2 separate regions of the Homo sapiens genome follow, and region 1 is linked to region 2. Evidence: chromatin loops called from intact Hi-C (ENCODE). Cell type or tissue: ascending aorta. All regions are shown on one strand. Region 1 overlaps NPAS2 (neuronal PAS domain protein 2). Region 2 overlaps NPAS2 (neuronal PAS domain protein 2).

Region 1 (8,000 bases), 47 kb after region 2:
GCTGAACAAACCAGCGATTGTTCAGAAGATAAAATGAGGAAAAGCACCTCGAAGTGTCTTGTAAATAAAGATCGACAGCAGCACTTTTTTTTTTTTTGAGATGAAGTCTCACTCTGTGGCCCAGGCTGGAGTGCAGTGCTGTGATCTCAGCTCACCGCAACCTCCGCCTCCTGGGTTCAAGTGATTCTCCTGCCTCAGCCTTCCGAGTAGCTGGGATTACAGGCACCTGCCACCACGCCTGACTAATTTTTGTATTTTTACTAGAGATGGGGTTTCGCCACGTTGGCCAGCCTGGTCTCAAACTCCTGGCCTCAAGTGATCTGCCTGCCTTGGCCTCCCAAAGTGCTGGGAGCACAGGGGTGAGCCCCCATGCCCCGGCCCAGCAGCACTTCTGAAACTCAGATGGGCACACAGGTCCCCTGGGATCTTGCTAAAGTATGGATTCTGACTGGGCGGGGGTGGGGAGGGGAGACGCTGCATTCCCAGCCAGCTTCCAGGTGAGGCGGATGCTGTGGGTACACCACTCACACTGAACAGTGATGATCCTAGGCTCGCAGGCACCACAGTCATTAAAACAGAAATCCCTGTTGGGGCCGAGGTAGGATGGGAGGGACACAAAAGGTCATCTGTTTCCACCTAAAGCTAAGACACCAGGGGCCTTTGTCCGGATGCCCAGTCCACACCTTAGGCCAACAGCGTCAGCATCCCTGGGGTGGGGCCCAAGTGTGGCTTTCTTGTGCCACCAAGTGAATCCCACGTGTCCTCGGGGTGAGAACTGCTGCTCTCGGGGTTGAGTGCAGCACCCGACAGGCACTCTACAGTCCCCTGCACTTGCTGCTTTCTTGGGCGGCCTCTTCAATTTCCTACTAGTTGTATTTATGAGTCAGTTTTTCCTGCTGAGCAAAAATACTGCTCTCCCTCCTCCCTGCTGTGCTCCTGGAGCTTCTACTCATTTCCTCTTGCCATATGTCCAGGGGTCACACAGAATGACAGCCCTCAGATTATTGTTTAAATTGAGGTAAAATTCACATAACATAGAATTAACCATTTAAAAATGTACAATTCAGTGGTGTTCACTGCATTCATAATGTTGTGCAACTACCACCTTTCTCTGGATTCAAAACCTTCTTATTTCCTCAGAGAAACAGCCTGTACCCACTGAGCTATGCTCTCACTCCCACCTCCCCCAATTCCCTGTCTCAAGGGATTTTCTTTTTCTGGATATTCACAGAGAGGGACTATACAACCTTTTGCCATGGCGTCTTTCATTTAGCATAATGCTTTCGAGGTCCCTCCACATTCGGGCATATTTCAGAATTTGCTTCCTCTTTAAGACTGAATAATATTCCTATATATATACATATGGTACCACATTTTCTTCATTCATCCACTGATGGGTGCTTGGGTCGCTTCCATATTTTGGCTATTATGAATAACGCTGCTGTGAACATTGTTCATAAGTTAACATAAGTTTCTGCAGGGACATATGTTTTCATTTCTCTTGGGTATAGACCAAGGAGTGGAACTGCTGGGTCATATGGTAATTCTATGTTTTAACGGTTTGAGGAGCCACCAAACTGTTTTCCACAGCGGCTGCACCAGTTTACATTCCTACCAGCCATGTATGAGTGTTCCAATCTCTCCATATGCTCACCAACACTTGTTATTTTCTATTTCAAAAGAATTCTTTTAAATTAAAGCCATCCGAGGGATGCAGTTGGCCTTCAGATATTGGAGCAGAGTGATCTTGTCCCCCCCAGAGGTCCCCCATTTCAGGCCAAATATCTTCAGTTGCTCCCCACTTCTTGACTGTCAAAGACACCCTGAAATGTGGTTTTCAGAAGTGGGCCCGGTGTCCCTGTGTGGAGGGACCAGCCCTCAGCCGTGCAGGCCACCAGTGGCCAACCCCAGAGCTGACTCTCCTGACCACTGATTCGGAGCCTCTCTCCTTGAGTGGCTGCTAGGACACATCTTGTCCCTTGTTGATGGTTGTTTTTTAACCTAAAAAAGTGAAATCCTTTTGCAAAGAACACAGCACCATATCCAGTGTGAAGCACGATATTAAGAAAGGCCTGGCCACAGTGAGCACTGTCTCTAAAAAGGGAATCAGGAGGTCCTGCCATTTCCCACAACATGGTCGGGCCTGGAGGACATTATGCTAAGCAAAGTAAGTCAGACACAGAAAGAAAAATACTGCATGATCTCACTTACATGCGGAATTAAAAAAACAGAGATAAGAGAAGAAAATAGTGGTTACCAGGGGTTTGGGACGGATGGAAGGAAGGGAGAGAGAAAAGGAGGAAGTAGAGTTCAAAGGATACAAAGTAGCAGGTGAGGGGGGGTCAGCAAGGCTAGAGTAACATGAGGATTGTAGTTAATAACATTGTAGTGCATTAGGAACTGTTGTTAAATAAGTATATTTTTAGCTCCTCTTGTCACACAAAAAAGTAACTGTAACATGATGGATATGTTAACTTGCTTCACTATAGTAACCCGTTTCCTGTCTATACATATCCCGTAATACGTTGTAAACCCTAAATACAATAACATTTATCTTAAAATATAATTATCAATGAAGCAAATGATTCATGTTTAGCAACATGTGCCCTGGAGATCTATTGCACCTTCATGAAAATATTTAGAAGGCTTTTTTTTTTTTTCTTTTTTTTTGAGACAGAGTCTCGCTCTGTCGCCCAGGCTGGAACACAGTGGTGCGATCTCCGCTCACTGCAACCTCCCAGGTTCAAGTGATTCTCCTGCCTCAGCCTACCAAGTAGCTGAGATTACATTGTATGCCACCATGCCTGGCTAATTTTTGTATTTTTAGTAGAGATGGGGGTTTCACCATGTTGGCGAGGCTGGTCTTGAACTCCTGACCTCAAGTGATCCACCCGCCTCAGCCTCCCAAAGTGCTGGGATTACAGGCATGAACCACCGTGCCTGGCCAGAAGGCATTTTCTTTTAAATAATTTACAGTGTCTTTAAAAAAATTAGCGGTGAACGTTTAAAACCCAGGTTATATTATTTGGACTCAGATGAATTTCAAACAAGTAAACATCTCTCCCTTATAGTTGGGTATCAGTGAGAATCTACAAAATCAATGCCACCAAAATTAGAAAACTTTTTTTGAAACAAAACCGCAAAGTTACCTTGATTCTGTTAGCAGATAGCTGAAAGTGTATATTCTTACTGAACTTAATGTACCACACACGGCCATTTCAGTTGACGGTTAAAACCAGGTGTTCCTTTAGAAGAACAAACAAAGTAGCCAAATCTCTCCATGCCTTTTCTTCTTGCTTCAATGTCACAGAGGGAGCTATTCTCCAGCTTGTTGCTGTGGGTCTTTCTCATGTCCTTGTCCAACGCTGGAAAGAGGAACTGCTGGTTTTCCAGGTCCTCAGCTGCTTCCAAAGAAGGACATTCCGTTGTGGGTGACAGTCTCCTCCTGGCCTGCAGAGCCCTTGCTTAGGCAGAAATGTCAGGGAATGCTGCTTGCCTCACTCCTGGCTCCCTCCCGAGCTCCTCGGACAGTCCTCTATATTTTTTTGCCTTCTGCCCAGCTTTCCCTAGCATCTGGAGCCAGGGCCACTGCTCCTTGCACGGCCACACGCACTGACCTGGTCCCTGGAGGCTGTCTTCTGTCACAGGCTGCTTGTCTCAGCTGCTGCCAAACAACCTTCCGTGGACATAGGGGAATGCTGACTCGTCACCACTTTTTGCAATCACGGCAGGTCCACGGGGCCTACAAAGAACAGCACTCTGGTATTAGCTATACCACACGTAACTGATAAATTCTGCAGGCCCCAGACTATAAGTTTCCAGCACTTTTTATGTAGTGTTTCAGCCATGTTTACTGTTTGATAATTTCATTTTACTTGGTCCCTGGTATTGTACAAGAGAAGGTCCTTGGCATTCTTACAAGGCAGTATGTGAAATGAAATAAAAAGGATGCACCGGCTGAAGACACGGCTGCACTTGAGCCAAATGATGGGGTTCCCTAAGAGGGATGCCAAGCCAAGCTGCTTCGGTGATGAGTCACGCCATATTCAATTGACCAATGAAGGTTGGAACAGTAATCACAGGGTGCAAAAACATATCAGAAAATGCACATGGTGCTGTGTAAAATGGGTGCTATGACACTCACAGGATACTCTCAAGTGACAAGGTCCCCCGTGAAAACCCTTGGGGCTGTGAGCCCACCTGAGGGGAGGGGAGGCTGAAGGCTGCTTGGCCAATGCTTGCATGGCTCCAACTGTAAAGAAAAACAATCTTTAGAAGCAACTCTTCCAGAAAGCTCTCTTATTTCAACCATTTCTTTTTTTTTTTTTTTTTTTTTTGAGACGGAGTCTCACTCTAGTGGCGCGATCTCGGCTCACTGCAAGCTCCGCCTCCCAGGTTCATGCCATTCTTCTGCCTCAGCCTCCAGAGTAGCTGGGACTACAGGCACCTGCCACCACGCCTGGCTAATTTTTTTGTATTTTTAGTAGAGGCGGGGTTTCACTGTGTTAGCCAGGATGGTCTTGATCTCCTGACCTCGTGATCCGCCTGCCTCAGCCTCCCAAGTGCTGGGATTACAGGCATAAGCCACTGCGCCCAGCCTATTTCAATCATTTCAAATACAGCAATTCCCAGGAGGAGATCACACTGCCCTGACTGCCTCAGCAGAGTCAACTGAACATAACCATCAGCTCTCTTTGGTGGCTTGGTCATCAGGAGGAACTTGATCCATGACGTTGATGGAGAGGGCCCCGAGGAGGGTGACTGTGGGCTCCAGAGTCAGGTGCCCTGTGAAATGCCAAACCTCTTTGGTTCTTCTACCAGTTTTCTGTCATGTTTCTGTCCTTTTTCTGGTCCATGGGAGTCACCTGCATCTCCTGGTGGCTGCAGCTCTTGTTCTTTGCAGCATTTCTTGAACCCTGAGTGCTTAAGGGCAGACGTCCACCTCCACATGTCTTTGTTAAGAGTCGGGGAGTGCTCTCTGCCTTCCCTAGGAGCTTGGTGTGCATGGCTCCGGGACCTGTTTTCCAGACAGGCGAGATGCCCAAACAGATGGGATTAGGCCTGAGCCACCATAACATGCACGCTCCTGCCACCAACAGCAACAAGCAGAAGGGATCTGAAAGACTCCCCTTGCCACCAACCACACACCAGGCCCACATCTAAGCTCTTCATGAGTCACCACTGACGGGGAATCACTGATTTAAGGCTATAGTCTCCAAATACAGCTGGGCAGCAGAATTATTTGGAAAGCAACTAAAATACAGATTCCTGGGCCCCTAGGGCAGCTGGAAATTCTGACATATGGCCAAATGGAAAGGCCAGGTCCGAAAGGAAGAGACAGATACCTCGTTCTACGTTCTCCTGAAGCCCTCTTAGGAGACGTGGGAAGCAGCACCACTGACAGTCACGAGGGTGATGGGGCCCTGAGCAGCAGGCGTGGGGACCAGGTCATCACTGAATTTCTCCACGCAATGCGTTCTGGCCCCACAAAATGATACCAGCCACACGCCTTGGTTCAGGAGTTGTGAATACCCTGTTCACCCTGGAGAAAGGTTGCTAAGCAAATCTGTGGCTCCCAGGTGTCACTACAAATACCAGCTACGGGGAAGAGAGGAACAGAACCAGAGAGGCCGCAAAGGAAGTCTCTGTCTGATGTCAGCTGCCTCTGAGAAGGCCTGCTCTCATTTACTCAAACAAAAAAAAATTAGAGTGGTAAAGGTAGAGAAAAGCAAATAATTCGATCCACTGGAGTGTAATGGGATAACAGGATTTATAGCATTTTTGAGGCTAAAAATAGCTTAAGAGCCCTCACTTCAGAACTCTGAGCACTTCACACGGTTTTAACCCATCCTCCCATTTCCCTTCTGTGCTAATATCACGTGGCTTGAAGTTTGCTTTCTGCGGTATTTGATTCCATGTGGGTGTTTTTTCCTCATCCGTCTCCCCTTTTGTTACTTCAAGGGAAAAATAACCCTGGGAAAGCTTTCATGCCGTCTGCCATTGTTCTGCGTTTAAGGAAAAAAGTGCATGCTGCTTAATCTGGGCCTCGGGACCAAGCAGGCTGGCAAATTCCAGAAACTTTAAATCTTTGTTAAAAATGCCAAAGTAAACGACCTTCGGTCTACAAAGCTAAGGGGAGGCAGCCCTGCCCGCGCCTTTCAAGCCTCGACAAGCTGCGCGTCCAGGAGCCGCGCTGTGTAGGAACCAGCTAAGGAAAGCGACTGTCTCATGCCAACACTGGGGCATCATGCTCACATCTGTGTGATCCCTACATGCTGTGTGTGTGTGTGTGTGTGTGTGTGTGTGTGTGTGTGTGTGTGTAAGCTTTTAATTTTTAAAAATTTTATTTTTAAAAATTGTGGTAAAATACATATAATTAAAAATTTACCATTTTAACTGTCTTTAAATGTACAGTTCAATGGCATTAAGTCCATTTGCACTATTGTGCAACCATCAGACAGAAACTGCACCCACTAAACACTAACTCCCCATTGCCTGCTTTCCCCAGCGTTTGGCAACCACCATTCTGCTTTTTGTATCTAGGAATCTGACAACTCTAAGTGACTCAGGTAGGTGGAATCATGCAGCATTTGTCCTTCTGTGACTGGCTTATGTCACTTAGCATAACGCCCATAAGGTTCATCCATGTTGTAGCATGCGTCAGAATTTCCTTCCTTTTCAAGGCTGAGTAATATTCCACTGTATTGTATGGATAGAGCACATGGGCTTAAGCTTTTCATCCTAAAAATGATAAAAATATCAACCTGTTGTATGTCTTGGATTCCACATTCATTTTCAATAAATAGAAACTTAATAGACAAATGATCCAGCATGAGGCCCACCACAGTCACCGGGGCCCATCCGTCTCCTTGGGTCCTTGGTGTGGGGCCTGGCATGAGAGCCCCTGGAATTCTAGGATAGGAGACAGCCTGGAGGAAACGGCCCCGGGTTCTGGGCATTCTCTGCCTTGGCCACATTTTGCAGGGCTGTGAGAACGCTTGCAGAAAACTGATGTTTACTTCATTTTTATCTTTTTTTTTGAGATGGAGTTTCACTCCTGTCCCCCAGGCTGGAGTGCAATGGTGTGATCTCAGCTCACTGCAACCTCCGCCTCCCGGGTTCAAGTGGTTCTCCTGCCCCAGCCTCCTGAGTAGCTGGGATTACAGGTGTGCGCCACCACACCTGGCTAATTTTTGTATTTTTAGTAGAGACAGGGTTTCACCATGCTGGTCAGGCTGGTCTCGAACTCCTGACCTCAAGTGATCTGTCCTCCTCAGCCTCCCAAAGTGCTAGGATTACAGGCATGAGCCACCGTGCCCAGCCCATTTTTATCTTTTTAAGTGGTAGTTGCTATATGAGAATTCTCAGCTTCTTGGGTAAAGCAGAGACTATGCCTCCACCTTGTACAAGGCAATGTGGGGTGCTCCGCATATGGCAAAATCAAACATGACCAATCGTTGTTCTGCTCCATCATGTGGGTTGTACTCCATTACTTTCCTCTACTTGCTCAACAATTAAGAGTTGGTTATATATACTTTGGGAGGCCGAGGCAGGCGGATTGCTTGAGGTCATGAGTTTGAGACCAGCCTGGCCAACATGGTAAAACCCTGTCTTTACTAAAGATAAAAAAATTAGCCAGGTGTGGTGGCATGCACCTGTAGTCCCAACTACTCAGAAGGCTGAGGCAGCTACACAGAAGGCTCGAACCCAGGTGGTGAAGGCTGCAGTGAGCCGAGATCACGCCACTGCACTCCAGCCTGGGCAACAAGAGCAAGACTCCATCTCAAAAAAAAACAAAAAACAAAAAAAAGAGTTGGTTATATATAAAACTGCCAGCTGAACAAAGGCTTCTAGAAGCCCCTCTTATTTTTCAGGTTGACCAAAATGGGAAGACATTTCTGTCTTTAAGCCTTTAAAGCTACAGACAGTTATGATGGGGAGGAACAGGGCAGGTATGATGCTCAGGTATGATAGCGGTTGGGATTTTGGAGCTTACTTGT
Region 2 (8,000 bases):
TGCAAGTAAAGGAAAGTGATTGCTTTGTTTTTTGCTTTAATCCAAGTTTTGCTCCAACAACTCTACTTCCCCAAAAAACGTACCATGAATTTTCTGCTTTATTTTGAATATGAAATCACAGAGATGAGTGAGATCCTGGCATGATCCTCATTGTGTTTAAGCAGGTTGTGCGGAGTAGGCCTTCATCTTATGAAAAAGGCGAGCTGAAGCAGGCTCTCCCGGTATTTGGAGGCTGCATTTCTGCTGACTTATCCTTTCCAGGGCCCAGATTTGACAATTCTGTAATTCCACAGTGGACAGAGCCCGGCATAAATGTCAGGCTGATGAACTTGATCCCAGCTGTCCTATTTAACAGCTGTCCTGCTTCTCGGTGGCAATGACCTAGTTTGAGTAATTTGCACAAAATATCTTGGCAATCAAACCAACCTGCTATTTCACTTGGCTAAATCATTATTTAGGAAATATAACCATTTGATTAAATTATCAGGGCAATCAAATACTGCTGTAACACTTCGTTCCAATCCTGCTTGATTGGTCTTTCCTGACTTTTAACAAAAGCAATTAACATGTTCTTTACTCTCTCCTGGGCAGCTTTGGAAAAAATAATATGAGGATATATCATCACTGTCACATTTTTAATAGGTATATATGATCATCAAAGAAATAATAAAAGACTAAGAAGTATAATGAAACTTTCTGATGTCCCAGCCGCACCCTCTTTTATGAAATCATCTTGTCTAGGAAAATGTTCAGTGGAAGAGACACATCACTGCCTGCATGGAAGAACTGTAATTATTTCCTCACTAATTCTGACATTTCTGACTTATTATGTTTGGTGTCATGATTAAAGAAAAAAGAATTCTGCTCTTCCTGCTTGCTAATAGGTTCTGAGCCCTCTTAACTATTCTGTGACTTTTTGTAACATCCTGGGTGACTGGCAGGGTAGGTGTGACCACACACTAACAGGTAAAAGTGTTTGAAGGAGAGGAAAAGGGAGAGAGAATGATTTGAGAAAGATGTGAGCTCAAGGATGAGTTCAAGTGGCATATGCAGGTGATCGTGTGATGGAATACTATACACTAATGAAAGGGAACTAGCAATAGCATGGGAAGAATGGGAGGAATCTCATAAACATCATGTGTATAATTCATGGTTCCATCTGAATAAGGTTCCAACAGGCAAAAGCAACCTATGGGGTTAGAAGTCAGCACAGAGGTTCCTTCTTTTGGGAAAGCAGAGGAAGACAGGAAGGAGCTTCTATTTCTTGACCTGGGTCGTTGGTTCCCTGGCTGTGTCTGCTTTGTGATAATTAATTCAACTGTACAGTTATGATTTGTATATTCTCTGTATGTGTTACTTTTATAAAGTATTACAAAGTTAGAAAAAGAATGGAGTGCCAGGATAACTGGAAATCCACATGCAAAAGGATGAATTTTCATAGCCCACCTTACGACATCTACAAAAACGAACACAAAATGGATCAAATATCTATGCTTAACCTACAGTTTAAAATTATAAACCTTTTAGGCTGGGCGTGGTGGCTCACACCTGCAATCCCAGCACTTTGGGAGGCCGGGGCGGGTGAATCACGAGGTCAGGAGATTGAGACTATCCTGGCTAACATGGTGAAACCCCTTCTCTACTAAAAATAGAAAAAATTAGCCGGGTGTGGTGGCACCTCTAGTCCCAGCTACTCAGGAGGCTGAGGCAGGAGAATGGTGTGAACCCTGGAGGCGGAGCTTGCAGTGAGCCTAGATCACGCCGCTGCACTCCAGTCTTGGTGACAGAACAAGACTGTCTCAAAAAAAAAAAAAAAAAGAAAGAAAAAAAGAAAAAAGGTTATAAACCTTTTAGAAGAAAACATAGATATAAATCTTCATTACCTTAGATTAGGCAATGATTTCTTAGATAGAATGCCTCAAGCACAAGTAGTCAAAAGAAAAAAATAAATTTGACATTAACTGATTAAAATTTAAAACCTTCGTGTGTCAAAGAGTATCACTTGAAAAGTAAAAAGACAATCCACAGAATGGGGGAAGATATTTTCGAATTCTATACCAGATAAGGGTCTAGTATCTAGAATACATGGAGAACTCTTACCACTCCAGCATAAAAAGAAAAATCAATGATTTAAAAAGGGGCCATGGATTTGGACATCTCTCCAAAGAAGATACACAAATAGCCAATAAGTACATGAAAAGATCACGAAAAGGAAAACATGATCAGTTATTGGGAAATTCAAATCAAAGTCACATAAGATATCACTTCATACCCACTAGGGAGATTATATTAATAATAGTCATAATAAAAGAAGACAGTAATAAGTGTTGCCAAGGATGTGGAGAAATTGGAACCCTCATACATTGCTGCTGGGAATATAAATAGGTACAAGCCACCTTGGAAAACAGTTTGGCAGTTCCTCAGAAAGCTAAACACTACCATTTAATGCAGCAATTCCCCTCCTAGGAATACAAACAAAAGAAGTGAAAACATATATCAACTCAAAAATTTGTACATGAATGTTCACAGCAGCATCATTCATAATTTCCAAAAATTGTAAACAACCCAAATATCCATCAACTGATGAATGGTTAATCAAAATATGATATTAATATATCCATACAATGGAATATTGTTGGTCCATGAAACGGAATGAAGTACTCACACATGCTAAAACACAGATGCTACGTGAAAGAAGCCAGATACAAAAAGACCACATACCGTATGATTCTACTTGTATAAAATGCCTAGAATAGGGGAATTGATGGAGACAGAAAACAGATTCGTGGTTGCCAGGATCTGGAGGGAGGGGGAAGAATGGGAAATGATGGCTAATGGATACAGGGTTTCTTTTTTGGCATGATGAAATTAGAGAGTGGTGATGGTTACACCACCTTGTGAATATACTGAAGACCACTGCACTCTACACTTTAAAATGGTGAATTTTATGGTATAAACATTATATCTCAATAAAAACAGAATGAATGTGACATTAAGAAAATAAATTCTTTTCAATGTATTTTTTCATGATGTAGCGCAAAAGACCAAAGAGTTCGAGGGCAGTGGCAGAGAGGGATGAAAAGGCCCACATAGTCTGATCCCACAGGAAGTGAGTATTCAGCCACTGCATCTGTTCAGCATTGAATAAAAGACACTTGTTCCAGGGATTTTTGATCAAGATGTTGTCACTGTGAATGCCACGCTGCTTCGGCTGGGTGCTACCTGTGAGGTTGTTTTGGATTCTCTCGTCTGGCTTATAATGCAATTGGGAGGTGTGTGCCCTCTCCCCACCCAGCCAGAGACGGGCTGATAGAGGGTGGAGTGTCTTTACAATGGGAAGCCCTCGACCGGTAAGGCTGGGCCTGGCTGGGGAGACAAAACCAACCAGGCAGCCCAGATTGGTGAAGTCATCACCACATGGACGGGGCAGGGTGGAAAAAAAACAGAGAGAAGGGTGACCTTTACCATTGTGTTTCTGCAAAAATCCGATGACCTTTTCCAACACGGTGGTTTTGTCCATTTTCCGCGTGTTGCCAGGGAGCATGGAACTGAGCTCTTTGATGAGAACATTGAACTGGTCCCGACGCTTCTTCTCAGACTTGTTTCGAGAAGCTCTGTAAACACAAAACGAGCAGGTTACTGGAACATTCCACGTCACAAAGGCTTTGTGATGAAACAAAAGCACTTTCTATTAGAGCACATTCTATTGTGATCATCTATCTTATCAAAAAACTCTTTCAGGAAGGTCACGCTGGCCACATTTCCAAGGCAGGAGGATAGAAAATGTTTTGCTAGACTCTTGGCCACAAAGACAGACAGCATTAATAACCAGTAAGTTCTGACTCAGACGCAAAATCTGACAGATTAGCTCTGAGGCCGGATGCTGCTCATTCGGATCTCATAGAGCTTTCACTTTCAGAGAGCAAAGGACACACTGCTGACTGAGATGGCTGTGCTCGGAGAGCCCTTCCTAAGACTCAAACCAAGTCCCCTTCAATCCAGAACACCCAGCCTGGTTCCAGGGCCCACGGGGTGGCCAGGTATCCCGTGTGCCACCAGTGCATATGTCCTGGCCCCTGCTCCAAAGAGCTCATCGCCCTGTTGGGGGAGGCAAGACACACCCTGCCTACAACAGCCAGGGCTGTACAGACCCAGGGCAGAGGTATGACAGGTACTGCACCATGGCTGTCAAGCTGCTAAGAGCAGACGAACACTTTTTAAAATGACATGGAGGAAAGTTAAACACATATTACTAAGTTGGAGAAGCCAGTCTGAAAAAGCTACACACTGTATGATAGCAAGTATATGACATTCTGGAAAATGCAAAACTACAGAGACAGCACAAAGATCAGTGGTTGCTAGGGGTTAGGAGGGATGAACAGAGGATTTTTAGGGCAGTGAATCCACTCTGTATGACACCATACTGGTGGATGTGTGTCAACACATTTGTCTAGACTTGGAGAATGTACAACACAAGAGTGTGCCTTGATGTTAACTCTGAATGGTAACAATGTATCAGTGTAAGCTTATCAGCTATAACTAATGCACCACTCTGGTGGGGGATGCTGATAATGGGGGAGGCTGAGTGTGTCTAGGGAGGGCTCAGGGGGATATGGGAACGCTCTGTGTCTTTCACTCAGTTTGTCTGTGAGCCTAAAAATGCTCCAAAAAATAAAGTCTATTTTAAATAAGTGACACCCTGTGCTGCACACTTATAGGAGAGATCAAAGGGAAGCTGCTTGGTTAGAGAGGAGGGGCCTCCCCCAAGCCACCCAAGCACCTCTGAGGACCCTGAGATCCTCAGGAACTTGAGTAGGGAATCGTGGCTCTCAGGAATGCTCTAATTAACAACGAACAAGGAACACGTGATGCAAAAAGCCCTCCTGAAAAGTCCGGAAGCAGTGCTACTCGAGGGGCCTCCATCTTCAATGACACGCCACAGGCCCTTCATCAACAATCCACGTATTTGAAGGTGATCCAGGGCTGAGAAAGCTGGCTCACTCCTCCCCAGTTCACTGAAGACAGACTTGTTCCAGAAGTCAACTCTCTGAGAGAGAACAGGGGCCCCAGAGGCCAGGCCCATAAAACATTGCTGCTTTTCCAGGCACCTTGGGCCCGGGGTCATGGTTCTCAGGGGAGCAAATCCTTCACCAGGAGGCTCCTGGCCAATGTGTGGTCAGGACAGAGTGTGCTGCTGGATTCTGATTCACCTCCCTTGGAGCAGGTGTAAGTATCTATAGGTAACAGTATCAATAAACAGCCCTTGGACACAAAAGGACGTATTTCCAAAACCCTTTCCCTAGACATCACGAGGACCATAACCACTCAGTTTGCCCCTGCCTAATTGCACACAACCTGCCTTTATTTCAACACACATGTTCACAACCCATCTTTTACCGGTCCTATCTCAGTTTAGGCTGTTTCCTGATAACATTTGGGCAATTCTTCAAAGCTCAGCTAACGTGTGTGGTCACTACCCTTTACCTAGGGGTCTTTTCCTGCCTCTCCCCTCCTCCCTGTCTGTTCTTGGCCTTCTACAAAGGCCCTGTCCCTCGCCGAGCCACTCTCTTTACCTGCACTCTCTCACATCACACACTAACTGCAGGCGTGGCAGCAAGATGTTGCGGAGTCTTGTTGCTAGTCCAGGCTAAAAGACCATGTTCAAACACATGGGAGAGAAGAAAGGAATCCTTTAACTTTCAGAGTGAATGTCTATGCATTATAAATAATTTTTTGGCCTAGATTTTAAAGAGTGACATGCAACCTCCTTAGCCAAAAAAAGCTCTGTTCCTGTCCTAGTTTGCCCATTATAAATTATTTGTGAGCTGATAACACCCAGCTCATTACTGCTCTGTTCTCGTCTTCAATGGGTGTAATGACGACCAACATGGCCTGGTAGCAACTCCGACGAAGGCTCCTATCGTTAGTGACAGAGACACAAGCTTGTTTCCATCCGCCTCCGGCTGGGACACACTGTGGTGTCCACTGGAAACTGGTCGCTGTCAGCTGGTTCCACTGCTATCAGGCAAGAGAAAGAAAATGAGCCTGGAATGACCTTATTTCCAAAAAGAAGGTCCTCTCGGCAGGCCCCGAGACCACCACACACAGACACTGGGACGAAGGTTTTGAAAGACACTCCAACAACCCCAACAACCAGGCTTTGGGTTTTTGTTTTTGAGACAGAGTCTCACTCTTGTTGCCCAGGCTGGAGTGCAGTGACGCGATCTCAGCTCACTACAACCTCCACCTCCCGGGTTCAAGGGATTCTCCTGCCTCAGCGTCCCAAGAAGCTGGGATTACAGGCATGCACCACCACACCCGGCTAATTTTTGTATTTTTTAGGAGAGACAGGGTTTCACCATGTTGACCAGGCTGGTCTCGAACTCCTGACCTCAGGTGATCCACCAGCCTCGGCCTCCACAAATGTGCTGGGATTACAGGCATGAGCCACCATGCCTGGCCAGGCTTTGGAGTTATAAGGCATTTTTTAAATTCAATAAAATTCATCCATTTTAGTGCATAGTTTGGTGTATTAGTTGGGTAACTACCACCAAAATCAAGATAAACAACAGTTCCTTCATCCTAAAGAGGTTTCTCCTGTGTCTTTGTGATTGATCCGCCCACCCCCAGCCATAGCCACAGGCAACCAACCACTGATCTGCTGGTAGTGTAGTTTCACCTGGTCTAGAATTTAACAGACCTGGAATCAGAGTATACAGTCTTTTTGATTTAGCATGACATTTTTGAGTTGCATCATGTTGCTGCACATATTAACACCCCATTCCTTTTTCCTGATGACTAGCATTCCTGTGTATGAATATGCCACAACATCTGGTTCATTTCCAGTTCAGGGGTAATAAGAATAATGCCGTTCTGAACACTCATGTACAGATCTGTGTGTAGATATAGGCATTCATTTCTCTTGGGTGAATACAGAGGCATGGAATTGCTGGGTCATCTGCTAAGCGTATGTTTAACCTGATAAGACACGGCTGCACTGACATACAGTGCATTGAAATGTTTAGCCGTTGAAATGTTACCTTACTGCGGCTTGGATTTGCATTTTCCTAGTGACTAGTAATGTCGAACATCTTTTTACATGCTTAATGGCCATTTATGTATCTTATTTTGTGAGGCGTTTGTTCAAATCTTCTGCCTATTTTCCAGTTGGGCTGTTTGTCATCATCTTATTGAGTTTAAGAAAGAGAGAGTAAGAGAGAGACCAAGGGAGGGAGGAAGGGAAGGTATGTGTGTGTTTTAAATATACATGGATATTGATTTTTGAATGTGGGGCTCAAAAACCCCAAGTTATCTGGTTCTGAAGCGTCCATCATCGGGCATCTTGGGGAGTTTGGGTCTGGTTACACAAGGAATATTTGCTGGGCACTTACTATGTATGTAACGGGCACCATGTTAAGAGCTTTACATCCATTCATTCCTTCAATTCTCATGGCAACCCTTTAAGGCAGGTACTATTGCATTTCCATTCCAAGGGGAAGGAGCGAGGCACTGAGAGGCTGTGTAACTCACCACCATCACAGGTCTGGGAAGTGGTGCCACAGGCTGGCTCCAGTGCCCACGCTGTGAGGCCGTGCACCCTCCTGCCACTTCCTACAGCTCCCTCCAAATCACTGTGGCGGGATCTGTTATGGACCTACGGACCCAGTGTTCTGGGAACACAGAACTGAGAGTGACTAATTCTGGCTGCTTGAGTTTATAGCACAAAAACTAAGCACACCGTGCAGAGAAACAGTGCCACACACTAACAGGAGGCTGGTGTTTGTGTTCCCCGTTGGGGAAGGGTACTGCGGGAAATCAAGGGAAGACTGCGACCTTCGCTTCAGCTCCTAGGAGGAGTGGCCTTTCCCACTGTCGTGGTCACCTGTGGTGTTAGGATTGCTGTTCACCAAATATTTCCAGTTTGTCTTCTGGAGAGAGCAGGATTGTGCTTCCCTGCCCCTTCGCTTGGCCAAGAACACGTACGCACAAGTGCCATGTGT

The links. A loop is a pair of places that touch in the nucleus more often than their neighbours do. Peaks named below come from ENCODE experiments on the same cell type or tissue, not always from the same donor. Only the 100,000 strongest peaks of a DNase experiment are listed, where the experiment ranks them.
Region 1: it touches region 2 in a loop (2.1-fold over the local background); 3 of 110 quality-filtered maps call a loop at or near these places.

The regions. Positions count from the first base shown.
Region 1 is chr2:100,873,783-100,881,782 of GRCh38, reverse strand. The region is part of intron 1 of NPAS2 (neuronal PAS domain protein 2); the gene reads right to left. Among named protein-coding and RNA genes, the nearest start is that of NPAS2, 58 kb to the right of the region's middle. In ascending aorta, no CTCF peak of the experiment used is centred here; a DNase peak (open chromatin) is centred at 3,592; H3K4me3 peaks cover 888 bases; H3K27ac peaks cover 3,574 bases.
Region 2 is chr2:100,920,760-100,928,759 of GRCh38, reverse strand. It overlaps NPAS2 (neuronal PAS domain protein 2), which reads right to left. Exons shown (of 21, transcript NM_002518.4): 3 at 3,466-3,614. Among named protein-coding and RNA genes, the nearest start is that of NPAS2-AS1, 52 kb to the left of the region's middle. RefSeq lists enhancers at 3,742-3,811, 6,819-7,113 and a silencer at 6,819-7,113. In ascending aorta, no CTCF peak of the experiment used is centred here; a DNase peak (open chromatin) is centred at 3,879; H3K4me3 peaks cover 1,147 bases; H3K27ac peaks cover 2,532 bases.